Regions from separate parts of the Mus musculus genome. Here region 2 is linked to region 1. A link is a loop called in an ENCODE intact Hi-C map of the cell type or tissue named here. Cell type or tissue: gastrocnemius. All regions are shown on one strand.

The links. A loop is a pair of places that touch in the nucleus more often than their neighbours do. Peaks named below come from ENCODE experiments on the same cell type or tissue, not always from the same donor. Only the 100,000 strongest peaks of a DNase experiment are listed, where the experiment ranks them.
Region 2: a loop joins it to region 1, with 4 times the contacts of the local background. A loop is called at or near these places in 10 of 42 quality-filtered maps.

Annotation. Positions count from the first base shown.
Region 1 is chr4:43,858,296-43,866,295 of GRCm38, forward strand. No RefSeq gene overlaps it. Among named protein-coding and RNA genes, the nearest start is that of Olfr155, 8.0 kb to the left of the region's middle. In gastrocnemius, a CTCF peak has its summit at 3,053 (motif pointing left); DNase peaks (open chromatin) are centred at 2,701 and 3,041.
Region 2 is chr4:43,720,896-43,728,895 of GRCm38, forward strand. Hrct1 (histidine rich carboxyl terminus 1) reads left to right here and starts at 6,303. Exons shown (of 1, transcript NM_027511.1): 1 at 6,303-7,215. The coding sequence starts at 6,467. The coding sequence ends at 6,796. In gastrocnemius, a CTCF peak has its summit at 4,060 (motif pointing right); a DNase peak (open chromatin) is centred at 4,068; H3K4me3 peaks cover 2,489 bases; H3K27ac peaks cover 4,143 bases.

The DNA.
Region 1 (8,000 bases):
GTCCAAGCAGGCACCGTCCTCCTGCCTCAGTTTCCCAAGTGTTAGGATTCCAGGAGTGAGCCACATTAAAGCTCAGGGAAAAAATTTTTTTGAGTCAGGGTTCCCCTAAATAGCCCTGGCTGTCTTAGAACTCTCTGTGTAGACCAGGCTGGCCTTGGACTTACAGAGATCCATCTGTTTCTGCCTCCCAAGGCATGTACCACTGTGCCCAGCATGCACGGGGTAATCTGTAAGATGAGGACCCTGCTTTTAGTGTTTTTTGAACTAGCAGAGTCCTAACCAGCCCACCACAGAGAGGTGGGCCAGAGCCTCTACCAAGGCGAGGAAAGTGGTCATAATTCAGAAGAGAGGTTGAGGGAAGTGGGAAGTCTGGGGCTCTTTGCTGGTGAATCTGCAGTTTTTTGCTCTGTCTCATTCCCACCTCTTTTGCAAGCTCCAGAGAATCTGACTTGCTGTGTTAAGACAAAGTCTTGAAAATAGCTCCTTTTTCCTGGCTTAACTGAGTTGTGGAAATTGTATTTGTTAAGTGTGTTATAGTAAAGAATGGAGTTCACCTCTGGGTGGAGACATGCATTCGCCTCCTCCCTTAAGAGTAAATCCAGCCAGGGGTGTGTTCTAGGAAGGCAGGCTCACCTCTGTAGTGGACTTTCTTCTCCTAAGTTCACACCACCTCCTAGTGCAGACCCTAGGAGCACGACTGGCTGGGTCTGCCTGCTCTGAGTCCTGACTCAAGCAAGAATATTCCTCTTTTCTTCTCTTCTGACCTTTTCTTTTGGATACTGGTGGGAGCCTAAATATGCCTTTAAACCCTCTGGTGCTTTGACTTTTTTTACTCCTGTTTGTTTGTTTGTTTGTTTGTTTGTTTGTTTGTTTTGTTTCCCTTGGAGAACTACTCAGAAGAAATATCACTCCACTGTGAGTTCTCTCTCTCTCTCTCTCTGTCTCTCTCTCTCTCTCTCTCTTTCAAGACTTGCTCTGTGGACCAGGCTGTCTGTCTTAATTAGGGTTTTACTGCTGTGAACAGACACCATGACCAAGGCAAGTCTTATAAAGACAACATTTAATTGGTGCTGGCTTACAGAGTCAGAGGTTCAGTCCGTTATCATCAAGGCAGGAACATGGCAGTATCCAGGTAAGCATGGTGCAGAAGGAGCTGAGAGTTCTACATCTTCATCTGAAATCTTCTAGTGGAAGACTGACTTCCAGGCAGCTAGGATGAGGGTCTTAAAGCCCCATCCACAGTGACACACCTACTCCAACATGCGCACCTCTTAATAGTGCCACTCCCTGGGCCAAGCATATACAAACCACCACACTGGCCTTGTACTCAGAGATCCCTGCCTCTGCCTCCCAAGGGGAACTGTCAGCATTCTACAAGAATGGAAACTCTGCTACCATCTCAGGTGTTGGGCCTTATTCGGCCAGATTCTGAGGCCTAGTGAGGAAACCTGAGCCTCTGCTCGAGTTTAGAGACCTACCTTGCTCACTTCCATACTGGAGTGACTCAGCAAGACCTGCTTAAGCCTGCCTTTGCCAAGCTACCAATGGTGTAGAATAACTTTATTGGCCCTGTCAGTCATCCCACACTGTCACCCTTCCCTACCCCTTACATCATCTTACCTCACCAAAAATCCCCACCTCCTTCCTCAACCCTGTATAAACAAAAGACTGATACAATAAAACTAGTTCCTGCTTTGACAAGACTCCCGGTCTGGTGTGTTTGTTTTGGGCCACCAACACTCACCATCCTGCACAGCCCCTGGAGAGCCGGCAGAGAGCCAGACACTTGGGCACAGCAGGCTCCTGGGATGCAGCTGCTGGGCATCACAGGCGTACCTTTTTTGGGTATCCAAGACTTAGGTCTGGAGATTTGCGCACGGCCGTGTGTGCTCAGGGACCAGCAAGATGGCTTTCCTCTCCATCGTACGGCACCTGAGCACACAGCTAACTTCCCTGCAGGCCCGAGACTTACAGCTCGTCTGCCCTCTGAGTTCAACCACTTTGTCCCAAATGACAGGGCTTCAATGTTCTGCAGGGTGTGTATACATATTCACACCACCTTTTCTTTAACACATCACCATAGTGAATAAAGCAGGAAGTGCTGATTTTGTGTTCCTTGGCAATCTCCTCAGCCTCGCTGCACTGTGTGGTCCTTCTCTTTCTAGTCTAAGGAACTGTAGTAAGGTTTGCACGTTGATGATTCTAATTAGCATCCCTGCTAATGGCTAACAATGGGATGAGAAATGTAACTGTTGCTTCCTTCCCCCAAAACGTTCTTAAGTTCTTGAAGTCTGAGCATATATTGTTCAGACTCCAACATCCTCTATAGAGCTCTATAAAACCCAAATGTGCTCTTAATCAGGACACCAGAAAGAGAGAGAGTGAGAGAAGAGACACAGAAACAGACACACACAGAACTTGTTCAAGTGACTGTTTTTAGAGCTGAAAGAGGAAAACAAAGCCAACTGAGGGGAAGTTGCAGTCAGGGAGCCTCAGCCCATGCTGGCCACAGGCTCAGAGGCTATCAGGGAGCTCACAGTATTCCTTAGCAACCAGAGCCAGCCCTGTGTGTTCCTGGTTAAGGCTGATGCTCACTTCCCTTAGAGGCTCAGTCAGGCCCTGAGTAGGACCCGTTCCAAATGGAGTGGGTTGGGAGCTGAAAGGCAGGCAGGCTGCCTGCCCCTGTGCGGACACTTTCAGCCAGGCCTGCAGCCAGACGCCTGCCCTCCAGGTCTGGCTAAAGGCTTTTGTTACTGCTGGACACTTGGCTGAGTCTCCTCTCTTCAGTTTCTTTGTAAGAATGTGTGTCCACTCCTCCCACTACATGATGCATGGGAAGACTATGGAGAACAACCAGGTGAGAAGAATTGGCGAGGGCCACCTGCCACTCTTTGATTAGGGTTTCCTCTTCACTCTCTCCCCCATGCGTTTCCCAGAAGTTCAAGGGCAAGTTCACACCTTCTTACACCAATCCCCAGACTATTATAAGGTGCCATGGGTGGCTGGCGGCTTCAGCTACGGCTTGACTGCTGCAAACCTGCCATCTGGTGGACATTCTGAGAGTTGCTGGTCGTGAATTCTGCAAGTTTTTAGCAGCACCTCAAATGCTGAGGACCTCGTGAAAAGGCAGAGTTGGTCTCAGTGAAGCGAAAGTGGGTGAGATGCTACATCTCTAGTAAGCGTCCAGTCTGTTCCCGCCATGCTCTTCCCGCAGCGCTCAGAGTGGAGAGGCAGGAATGACACTCCTAGGTGGACAGTGGACGTTCCTTACCAAGTGTCGAGCCCCAAAGCCTTGAAATATCTAGATGCAGACTTTACTGTGTTCGCAGCCTCCTGGGGTCCCTTTCTTACATTTCGGAAAGATGTTCTGTATTTATTAAGTGCCCAGGTGGCTGTTATTTCTCTGCACTCACCACGACTACAACACGGGGAGTTGATGTCAACACTGCCAGATAATAATGCTCTGACCAGACTGGTTTATGTTTCTCAAATCACGATGTCCAGTAGCTCCCCTGCTCAGTCATGAGGGTGAGGAAATTCTGCCTCAAACAAAGCCTTTGTTTTTCTCTTAGGTGTATTAAGACACTAACACTACACCACAGGCTTTCTGGAAGGGAAAGGGGGTTTTATTGTTAATGTTGTTTGTATTTGTTTTGTTTTGTTTGTGGATTTTTCAAGACAGGCTCTCATATGGACCTAGGCTGCCTTCAAACTTGCTGTGTAGCTGAGGTTGACCTTGAACTACTGAGCTTCCCAACGCCACTTCCCAAATGTTAGTCCATGAGTCAGTCCTGAGTCGTTAGCTTGTTCCACTTTGCATTGTATGGACCACAAAAGCCCTAATAATATAGCCTTGTGATTTCCCCTACTCCTGCTTCTGACTCCTGACCCAGCCTCAGTGCTCCCTTGCTCCTCCCCAATGACAGTGTGTAGTGTGGTGTTCGCCTCTTGGAAAATTAAGTCATAAAATTATCTTTCAATAGCATTGGCCTCCGAGTGTCACCACCCAGCCACTTCCATAAATTAAAATACTCCAAGTGCACTTTGAGACATGAGTGCTCACTCGGTAGAAATGACCATGCAAGTCCTTCCATGTACTCATGAACAAAGGCCCAGAGAGTCTTAGTTACAACAGGCAGAGCTGAAAATAACCAAATAACCTGTAGGTATGTCCGAAGAGGGTGGGCATGGCTGTGCACTCTGTAAGGCTAGCATCTGGGTGGCTGAGCTACGATGGGAGAATCATGAGTTGGAAACCAGCCTGGACTAGTGTTAGATTCCTTCTCAAAAAACTAGTTGGGGTAAGGCGCTTGCTGCAGAGCGTGACAACCTGAATTCAATCCCTGGAACCAACATGAGCGAGAAGGAAAACCTACAAGTTTTTGTGGTCTTCATGCTTTTGTATGAATTTCCCATGACATACACACACACATATATATGTATATACCCACACATACACCACATTCATATATATACACATATGCACACATACACAAATATATGCACATACACACATGCACACACAAACATACACACATGCGCGCGCACAGGCACACACTAATTTTTGTAAGTTGAATGTTCATGCAGTGGAACGACACCTAGCAAAACAACTGAAAAATTATCAAAACAACCGACAAAACTATCAAAACAGGCTGTAAAATGAGATTCTCTCAAAAATAGTGTACTAAGAGAAAGAAGCCCAGCGTATGACTGGAATCCTGGAGTAGTCAACACTAAGAGGCAGCAGCCAAAAACACAACTGTTGTCTGAAGCCACGGCCAACTGACTATGTGAACACAGGACTCCTTGTGGAGGAGCAGGGGCTCTTCTGATCTTGGTTTTGTACACTAATTTCTTAAGGCCCATAGATTTGCATCTTAAAACAGTCTGCTTACTTTTACTTTAAAAAAAAAAAAATGTGGCCGGGCAGTAGTGGTGCGAGCCTTTAATCCCAGCACTTGGGAAGCAGAGGCAGGTAGATTTCTGAGTTCAAGGCCACCCTGGTCTACAGAGTGAGATCCATGACAGCCCGGGCTATACAGAGAAACCCTGTCTTGATAAAAACAAACAAACAAAACAAACAAACAAAAACAAAGCAAAACGTGTCTAGAGGCTGTAGAAATGCCTCCGTGGTTAACTGTACATGTTGCTCCTGCAGAAGGCCAGGGTTAGATACCCAGTGTCTATCACAAGAGTCTGTAACTCCAGTTCCAGGGGATTCAGTGCCCTCTGCTGGCCTCTGCAGATGCCAGGCATGTGTATGTTCACATACCTATATGAAAGCAAAACATTCACACGTGAAATCAATAAATCTAAAAAAAATTTTTTTAAAGATAAAGCATGCATGAGTGTTTTGCTTGCATGTATGTCTGCACACCACATGTGTGCCTTACTGCCCTCAGAGACCAGAAGATTCAGGGGTCAGATGCCCTGGAAACGGAGTTACAGACAGTTGTGAGCCACCATGTAGGTGCTGAGAACTGAACCTAGATCCTCTGAAAGAGCAGCAGAGCTCCTAATCTCTGAGCACCTCATCAGCTCCAGAACTTTTTTCCTGCAAATTATACATCAAAAATTGGTTTTCAAATAAAATAAACAACTCACTTATTAATTCTAATTTCTTATCTAATTGGTATTGTGTGTGTGGGGGGGTGTCCTCATGATCACAAGCTATACTCAAATTCATTATGTAGCCAGGGATGTCCCTTGAAAGTCTGATCTACCTGCTGCCTCCTCCTAAACGTTGAGATTGCAGGGTTGTACCACTGGGCCCAGTCTATGCAGTGCTAGGGATTAAGACCCGGACTTCATGCATGCTAGGGGCAGCCCTCCACCAACCCAGCAGCATCTCAGCCCCTATACAATCTTCCTCTTAGTTGATCCCATTAAAGCTATTCTGACTGCCCTCATTCTTATCTCAAGTACTTCTAAAATGCGGCCAAAGGCAAATAGATAGATATAAAACACAGCCAAGAACAAGATAAGACATAAATACAGCAGAGAAAGAAGTGCATGGCCACCGTTGCAAAAAACACACGCTCCTTGGATGCTGTCTTGGTTAGGGTTTCTATTGCTGGGATGAAGCTCCATGGCCGAAAGCAAGTTGGAGGGGGAGGCCTATTTGGTTTATGCTTCCATACACCGGTTGGTCATTGAGGGGAGTCAGGACAGGAACTCAAGCAGGGCAGGAACCTGGAGGCAGGAGCTGGTTCAGAGGCCATGGAGGACTGCTGCTTACCAGCTTGCTCAGCCTGTTTTCTTACTTTAGGGGCTGGAGAGATAACACCCAGGACCACCAGCCTCCAAGTGGCACCCCCCACAATAGGCTGGGCTCTCCGGCATCGATCACATATAAGAAAATGCCCTACAGGTTTGCCTACAGCCCAGTCTTAAGGAAGCGTTTCCCCAGATGAGGCTCCTTCCTCCCTGATGACTCTAGCTTTTGTCAAGTTGACATCAAAAGCAACTGGCACAAAGAGGAACGCCTCTTAACCACTGAGATATCTCTCAGGACCCCCAGAGAAGTTCCTAACCATTCAGATTCTAGGCTCTATCTGTCAAATTTTTTAATTCCATGATTTGTGGAAGGAAAGAGAAGTCTGGCCTGATAAACATTTCCCTGGTGTTTGTTTATTCATTTGTTTGTTTTTGTGGTGCTGGGAACAGAACGAGGATCTCACAAGCACACTAGGCAGGCATTCTACTGTCTAGCAACAACCCAGTCCTAGGTGTTCGGTGCTTTTAACTCTCTCCTGGGACTACTGAACTGCACAAGTTAAGCAGAGAGGAATGGGGGAATACTTCACTTCTTTAGAAGGTTAACTGTGTGAGATTCTTTCCACCAGCTTGAACTGATTTACAAAGTAGCGATTACTGGACTAATTAAAAACAACTTGTGTTTAAACATTTTCTAAAATCACAGCTGGATTTGGAGGCTCAAGCCTGCCTGTAATTCCAGTACTGAGGATGTGGAGGCAGGAGGGGTCAGGAGTTCAAGGTCATCCTTAGCTTCATACTGAGTTGGAGAGGAGTCTGAGCTATGAAAGATGCTGTCAGGGAAAAAAAGAAAGCAGAACAAGAAAAAAAAATTTTTTTGTAAAATCAGTGCTATTGAACCCAGAAATGAATTCGAAATGTAATGATTTAATATACATATGACAGATAAAAATTAATAGCATAAAGATGAATCACTTCTTAATATAGTAGAACTGCTGTTCTATCGACATTCAATTGGATGGTTTGCCTTTGAACCGTTTGTCATACCATATGATGCCATAAAACTCAAATGGATTACAGCTGAACATAAACACATCATGATTACAAAAAGCTCAAAAAGAGCAGAATGGCATATTTGTGCCAGCTGTGACAGACAGAGTGGTGTGCTCTCACACAGAGAGATCTCAGAGGTAAAACAAGTAGGCAAATAGATCGTCAAATAACAAGAGAGACATTTTTACTGAAGGGAGGTTTGTAAGGTCCCATTTGTGTCTGACTGTTAAAATATTATTTTATTTATTTACTCACATATTTACTGGACAGGGTCACTACGTAGCTGGCCTAGGGCATGTCTGTCAACCATCTGTCCCTCCACTCACAGACATCCCCCTGCCTCTGACTCAAGTGCTGGGATTTAAGTTGTGCATCACCACTCCTGACCTGACTAGTCTTTGAACATCAGTAGCGACTGAGGAATAGTCATTTTGCAAATAAATTCAAATCTGATAAGAACCTAACGCTATCTTCAGAAGGGCCTGTTCAATTACTCTTCACAAGCAAAGCATACAGCTCTGTAGTCTTTGGAACAATTTAAAATACCAAATAACTCGGGTTGGGGATGTGGTAGAGGGCTTGCCCCGCATTTACTTCCTTATAAATACACCTATACATAGAGACAGATACTCTCCAAAGGACAAGCAATCCTGTTGTCAAGTTGATCACTTTCATAGAGACCCTGGGATAAATCCTTTCCTGTCATCTCTGGACATTCATTTTTATCTTGC
Region 2 (8,000 bases), 140 kb before region 1:
TGAGTTAGACCAAGTAGGGTTTTGAAGGTGAAGGAGAAGTCTTTCTATTCTGCACAATCCTGGTGGACGCCCTGGGCTATTTGGGAAACAATGATGTATTTGGAGAGATAAAGCAGAAAAGCATTCCCAGCTTCCAAACTGTTACCTCTGTTGCCTGGAACAATTCCAACAATACTTGGGGCAAGCCGTTCCTAGTTTCACGTGACCAGCCCTTTACGGAAGTGAAGCCTGGTTTAAGGCCCCGAGCTTTTCCCATTGGTCACATCAGCTGTTTGGGGTTTAATTTCATGTCTCTTGACAAAGTATTGGATCCTACACACAATGTTTGGTAGTTTTTTGTTTTGTTTTGTTTTTGTTTTTGTTTTTTGAGACGGGGTTTCTCTGTATAGCCCTGGCTGTCCTGGAACTCACTTTGTAGACCAGGCTGGCCTTGAACTCAGAAATCCGCCTGCCTCTGCCTCCCAAGTGCTGGGATTAAAGGTGTGCGCCACCACTGCCTGGCTATTTCGTAATTTTAAAGTTCATAGTTACTTATTTATTTTCTTGACACCAGGTTTTGCCCAGCCTGGGCTGGTCTCAAATCCACTCTACATTTGAGGCTGACCTTGAATTCCTGGCTGATCGAACTCTTCATCCCGACGGCTGGATCTGTAGCTGTCTGCCTCCACACCTGCATCATTTCACATCTCTCCTTAAGTTTATTTTTTTTAAAAAGTTACAGTTTTCGTCACCAATGTCAGTGTTGTCTTCATGTTAGCACGCATATACATTAATGATTACTGCTGTGCAAGAAAGTGACTGGTTTACCTAGTTAATTGTAAGTGATCTAGTTCTGAGCTTGGGCTATAGTAACCTGATTGGTAAGGTGCCTACATGATGCAGGAGGCCCTGGGCTTGATCTCTAGCAGGGCATAGCAGTGTATGATGACACGTGCCTGAAATCCTGGTACTCAGGAGGTAGAGGAAAGGGGATTCAGGCCATCCTCAGTTACATAGTTCAAGGCCAGTGTGTGATAAAGAAAGAAATGAACAAAACCTTAGTTCTTATTATGGTTAAAGGCTTTTCAGAAACATCTATGTTTCTTAGATATGCAATTGCCTATCTTCCTGCCTTTTCTAATATCCTCTGACTTAGCAGTTCTAAGATGAGGAAAAACGATGGCTGTAAACAATGTTATTGCTTTTAACGGAATGCTTATTTTAAAAATAATGATGTTACATATTTGAATTAAGATATCTTTCCTTTTTAATCACATTAAGAGTGTAGTCTCCTGGGGGCTGGAGAGGTTGCTCAGTGGTTAAGAGCACTGGGTCCTCTGACCCGGGTTCAATTCCCAATGCCTACATGGTAGTTCACAACTGTCTGTAACTACATGAAATAAAAATAAGTAGATCATTAAAAAATCATGTAATCTTCCTTTCCTTGTTCATTTGTGATACTTATCAGGAATGCAGAGCTAATTTTATCAGATGCTTTTTTTGGGGGGGCCATCTGTCAGGATGTGTGGTCTCACTTTTCTATCCTACTTACAGAATTAATTACATCAGTAGATTTTTCAAAAAAAAAATATCAAACCGCCCTCGCCTTCCTAGAATACTCGTTGCTTGTTCATGGATCTTTGTCTCTCAATATTCCAGGGATAGGAAGGAGCACATTTGATAGTCAGGACTCTATGGTTGGTCTGTGCTGCTCTGTGTGGGCATTGTTAGCCCCCATGTGAGGGTTTGGTTGATTCATAAAGTAAACAATGAATATTAAAAACTAAGCTGGGGGTGGCGGCGGCTGGGGGAGGGGGCATGGCAGCTGGTGGCGCCTGTGTGTGTGTGTGTGTGTGTGTGTGTGTGTGTGTGTGTCTCACACTTGTAATCCCAACACCTGGAAGGCTGAAGAAGAAGAATCGCCACAAATTCAAGGCCAGCCAAGGCTATAGAACGAGATGGCTGTCAAAACCCAAGAGACCAAGAGACCCGTGAACAAGGAATCCTTCTTCCTCTATATTTAGACTGCTTAAGGCTTCCTACTGTTTGTGGGCATTCTTCACCCCTCTCCTGTTAAGAGCAGTCTTTACTTAGAGTAGTGGTGTGAAGATTGAAAAAAAAAAACCAACAACAACAAAAAAAAAACTGTAGCTGGAGGAAGCAGATATTCTCCAAACCATCCTGAGCCTTTTATGCTCAGCCTTCTCTGCCATCAACCTCCCCGACTACAGCAGAACATTTGTTAACTCGATGGGCCTATGCTGATGCACTGATACCGGTCAAAGTCATGGCTGTGTTAGGGCTCACTCTTGGTGGCACGTGCTACACATTTGAACAAATATATTATGCCACGTGTACACCTTCATAGCGTCTTAAATGCAGATGCCCCACCTTAAGGGTTTCTATGACTGTCTTAGTCAGGGTTTCTATTCCTGCACAAACATCATGACCAAGAAACAAGTTGGGGAGGAAAGGGTTTATTCGGCTTACACTTCCATACTGCTGTTCATCATCAAAGGAAATCAGGACTGGAACTCAAGCAGGTCAGGAAGCAGGAGCTGATGCAGAGGCCATGGAGGGATGTTCTTTACTGGCTTGCCTCTCCTGGCTTGCTCAGCCTGCTCTCTTATAAAACCAAGACTACCAGCCCAGAGATGGTCCCACCCACAAGGGGCCTTTCCCCCTTGATCACTAAATGAGAAAATGCCTTACAGCTGGATCTCATGGAGGCATTTCCTCAACTGAAGCTCCTTTCTCTGTGGTAACTCCAGCTGTGTCAAGTTGACACAAAACTAGCCAGTACAATGACCCACTTTTCTTCCTTCCGTCCCCTAGGACCCGGGCAACACTCATCTTTTGTTCTGTCTTCTCTGGGGTTTCACATTTTCCACAGTATCATAGACTCGGGTCCACATGATGTGGAGTCTTCATATATTGGCTTCTTTTAAATAGCACAAGATGTCTCCTTTGTATCTATCAGCTCATGAGTTGACAGCTCATTTCTTTTTAACCCTGAACAGCAATGCACTCTCTCCTGGCTACGCTTCCCTTGTGTGCTCACTGATGGGAGGCTGACAGCGTGTAAGATGCAGGGCTTGGGGCGGGCACATTTCAGCTCATTTAGGTAAATTGTCGGATTGTTTGCCAGACTGTGTTTAGTTTTTAAATGAAATGGTCATTTTTTTCCCCTATGGTGGTTTGACCTTGTCACTTTTTTAAAATTTTTTTTCCATTTTTTATTAGGTATTTAGCTCATTTACATTTCCAATGCTATACCAAAAGTCCCCCATACTCACCCACCCCCACTCCCCTACCCACCCACTCCCCCTTTTTGGCCCTGGCGTTCCCCTGTACTGGGGCATATAAAGTTTGCAAGTCCAATGGATCTCTCTTTCAAGTGATGGCCTATTAGGCCATCTTTTGATACATATGCAGCTAGAGACAAGAGCTCCGGGGTACTGGTTAGTTCATAATGTTGTTCCATCTATAGGGTTGCAGTTCCCTTTAGTTCCTTGGGTGCTTTCTCTAGTTCCTCCATTGGGGGCCCTGTGGTCCATTCAATAGCTGACTGTGAGCATCCACTTCTGTGTTTGCTAGGCCCCGGCATAGTCTCATAAGAGACAGCTATATCAGGGTCCTTTCAGCAAAATCTTGCTAGTGTATGCAATGGTGTCAGCATTTGGAAGCTGATCATGGGATGGATCTCTGGATATGGCAATCACTAGATGGTCTATCCTTTCGTCACATTTCCAAATTTTGTCTCTGTAACTCCTTCCATGGGTGTTTTGTTTCCTATTCTAAGAAGGGGCAAAGTGTCCACACTTTAGTCTTTGTTGACCTTGTCACTTTAAAACCCATTATTATTGTTGTGGTGCTATTAAGACCTCATTGGTCCTGCCTTTGTGTCCTGGAATGGTATTTTCCCATTTTTAATTCTTTGGCCATATTATTGATAATTTGGAATGATGTGTTAGTTAAGTGTGTGGCTGTTAAATATGGGCTACAAACCAAAGTCAGGATAATAGACATTTTTGATGGGTCAGGATACAAAAGTGATTTTTGACTGCCACCACTAGGTGGTGCCACCAATTAGTGAAAACAATGTGGTTGTTTTTGCTGGTCAACCAAGAAACCACTCACATAGCCTTGTGTGGACAATGTATGAACATGTGGATGTGTTTGTGTGTGTGTGTGTACATGCATGTGCATTCATGCACATACTCGTGGACACAAACATGAGGCTCATGAGTCCCCACAGGGGACATTACTTTAAATGTGTCTGTGTGCATACAAAGACACTCGCTGAGGTGAGGCATCCAGAAAAGCACAGGATTGAAGTGAGATAGGAAGACTTTTCAAGGGCTTGCCCATCAGCTGGTGGTCTGACAGGCCTGACTAAGAAGGCTGCAGAATAAAGACTCAACGGAAGGGGGCTATTCAATGACAGGGCCACAGGATAGCTTTCCTGAGGGTGGCCCTACTTCATCAGAGCCAGTCCCTCTCAGGTCATCAATCTAACAGAACCTGTGTCCAGTCAGGCCATTCAAAATGATCAGGGAAGCAGTCACAGGATTAAAAGTAGGAGGACAGTTTCCCGCAGGGGACTTAAGTAGTTACTTCTGAAGGTCTGGAGATGGCAGCCTGTCACCTCTAAGTTTCCGAAGCTGCTAATACGATGGCCACTTCAAGGTCCTATATTTTATCCAAATGGGGAGAAAATAGGCATCTCATAAAATAAGCGTGTATTGAGTGTAGATGGGTGTCTCTTCATCTCTGGCCCTCAAGCTCGCCCCCCCCCACCCCCTTTGTGCATCATCTTCTACTGTCTCTGGAAGGCCCCACAGCAGGTAGCATCCTTAGCCCTGGACAGCTCTTCTCACCCCAACCAAAAGTCTGGAGATTGCTTGTGGTATACACTAACCCACAAAGGTGAGAGACTCAGACAAGTTGCTTCCCTTCTTTGGCCTCAGTTTCCCTAATGCGGGGTGAGTCCAGGGACCCTTAGGAATGACTGAAAGTCTTCAGATCTGCACATTGCAGGGTAGTCTCCAGGTTGTGTGGGGTGGGCATCTCCTTGGAAAACTCCTGTAAAGTTATCCATTTAATGCTCCCTTCTTCATGCCCCTTTCCTCTCCCTCCTCCCTTCTCCCTCCTCCCCTCTCCACCAGCTCCCATAGGACTTTTTCTTCAATGTGCCTCTAGGGAAGGCAGCTGGCTCCAAAGCCCCAGGAGTCTGCAGGAGGAGTTCTCTATACAAGCCTCATTAAAAGTTCAAGTGACTTCTCCAGAGGGCCAGGAAGCCTCTGGAGACTAGCCTCCCTCGAAACCAGCTTGGCCAAAGGTGATGTACAACCCTTTGAGCTGCTGTGGCAGCTTTTCAGTAAAGATGTCAGAGAAAGCAGCTGTGACTGGGATTAGAGCAGGGGAGTGTCCCTGGAGTTTGCTTCTGCTGTGGGATCTCCAGAGAGGACACGGTGGGCTCGAGGAAGGGCCTTGACCAACTTTACAGAGTGGAGCTACTGCAGAGCTGGAGCCAGTCTGAGGTTTGGGGGCTGAGCACTCTCCAGAAGGAGCTTTGAGGAATGGGTTGAAGGACCCCTGAGGACCCTGGCCACAGAGCTTGGGCTTTGGGGAGCCCAGTCCGCTTGCGTACAACAGAGATGCTGGGGACACCCTGAATCCCAGCCTCATCCTTGGTGACTAGGGGGCCAGAGGATTTAGAACCAGTAACGAGAGAATGGAAGACTGTGCACATTCTGGTCACCAAACAAGTTCCCAGGCAGGTAGGAATGACCCGAGCTTTGTGACAGGGCAGATGATAGGGCAACGGGACTGCCATCCACTGACATTGTTGACCGGGGAGATAAGGGGCTGACCTGTGTGACCTCAAGTGGCTTCCTTTCTGCTTCCTGTTAACCCAAAGTTGACAAGCCTTCTGGCTTCCTATACCCAACAGGAGAAGCATCCCTGGATGATGAACGGCTTGTGGCCCTCATCAGGCTCCACCCATCCCTGACTGACATTCACAGGACTTGGGCTAACTCACTGATCCTCAGCAGCAGAGGATGTTGCAGGCTACAGATAGTCGCGGAGCTAGGGAATCGTGTGCATCCTAAGCCTACACTTTTAATCTCCATACAGTGGTTCCTAGGAGAAAAGCTGAAGCCCAGAGGAGGGCCCTCCTTCTGCCAGGAGGCAGGAATAGATGGAATATTGACCTCATATCCCTGATTCAGGCCCTCCCCTTAAGCAAGCCAGTCCCACAGCTCCTTGGTCTCCACCCACTCTTCCTTCACGGCCTCCCCCTTCCTACTCCAAACAGCCTCTGGCTGTTGAGAAGCCTGTCCAAACAGACCTCTCCCACATTCCCTGGCTGTTCTCCAGTCTGCAGGAGCCGAGACACCCTTGAGTTCAGTGACTGTGAGGGCTGAGCAGAGGCTGCTGAAGGGAGCCACTGAGTGAAGTGCAGAGATCCTCTGGCTTCCAGATGTTAGGCCTTCTGGGGAACACGACCCTTGTGTGCTGGATCACGGGCACAGCACTGGCGTTTTTGATGTTGCTGTGGCTGATGGCCCTCTGCCTTTTCCACAGATCACAGGAGCATGACGTGGAGAGAAACCGAGTCCGACAAGCCCGGCCTCGACTCTTCCATGGCCGGCGCCTGCGTCTCCCAAGACTTGTTCACCATCACCACCATCACCATGTGACCGGGGTGACCAGTGTGGGCGTTCACCACCACCATCACCATTCTCCCCATCGTCTCCACCACCACAAGCACCACCACCGCCACCACCATGCTCATGGAGCCCGCCGCTGAGGCCAATAGATAGCATCTACCTGGCTCTGCCCTCCATCCAGCAGCAACATGAGTGGATCCTGATGCTGCCACGGAAAAGGATGTGCCTCTGGGATGAAGGGGGGTACTGGGACCCTGGTCCTGCTTGGGTTTCATTTGCATATGAGCCCTTCTCCCTATGTGCAACAGAGACCCACCTGGGTGGCCCTCTACACAATGTGGGGCTTGAGCTTCGAGCAGGGCTGGCTGAGTTTCCTACCTTGTGACTGCAACTCCTGGTGACCCTGGAAGTAACAAGGGTATCTGGCAGAACCAGAGCCCAGGTGGAGATGGAGAGTTCTTCTGATTGGGGAGGCCCTGTGATGAGCTTCCAGGGGCAGACTGTGGTACGGGCATTCACTGCTGCTTGGCTGTAAGAAATAAAAGCCACCAGGAAGCTTTTTGTGTGAACTGGTTCTTGACTGTGGCACAGTGGGAGGGAGGGAGTCATGAGGGCCCTGGGAACTCTTCTGGAAGGAGCTGAGCCTGGGGTCTGGAACAGAGAGAAGTAGGTGGTCCCCGCCTAAGCTCTGAGGAAGAATTCAGTGTGGACGGCCCAGAGCTTTGGAGAAGGGACAGTTGAGACCCCTAGCCTGGGTTCTAGCTCTCGGAGCACCCTGCCTGAGTGCTCCTCCTAGCCTGGTCCAGAGCAGGAACCAACCCTGGGTTCAGTGTCTGTTTGGGGACTGAATAGGGATTCTTATGCAGACTCTGAGTCTCCAGCCAGCCTGTCTGCAGATGCACAGTAGCAGCTGATAAGACCAGAGGGAGGGAACAGTTAACTGCTTGGCATGCCGGGTGGCCTCAAGAGAATGTGCCTGGCCTGAGCCTCAGTTTTTCCTTCCTTAAAATGGAATGGATAGTAGAGACTCCTACCACAGTCAACAGGCATGCAAAGGACCCACACACACTATGAATAAAAGGTTGGGTCCATGAAGGGGAAGGAAATATCGTCCCAGCCTGAGCCTGAGAACAGGGAGAAGCAGGGCAGAGAGCAGCAGAGGGAAACGCCAGAAAGTCAGTGACTCACTGGAATAGAATGTCCTCTTTCCTTCTGTTTCCCAGGGGACTGTGCGAGGACTAGGCGAGGGGTGACCAGTGAGGAAGGGAAGAGGCAAATTCACACTGACAGCTGCACTGGGTTTCTGCACTGGGAAAGTGGACCAAAGGTCTGATGGACAGATCT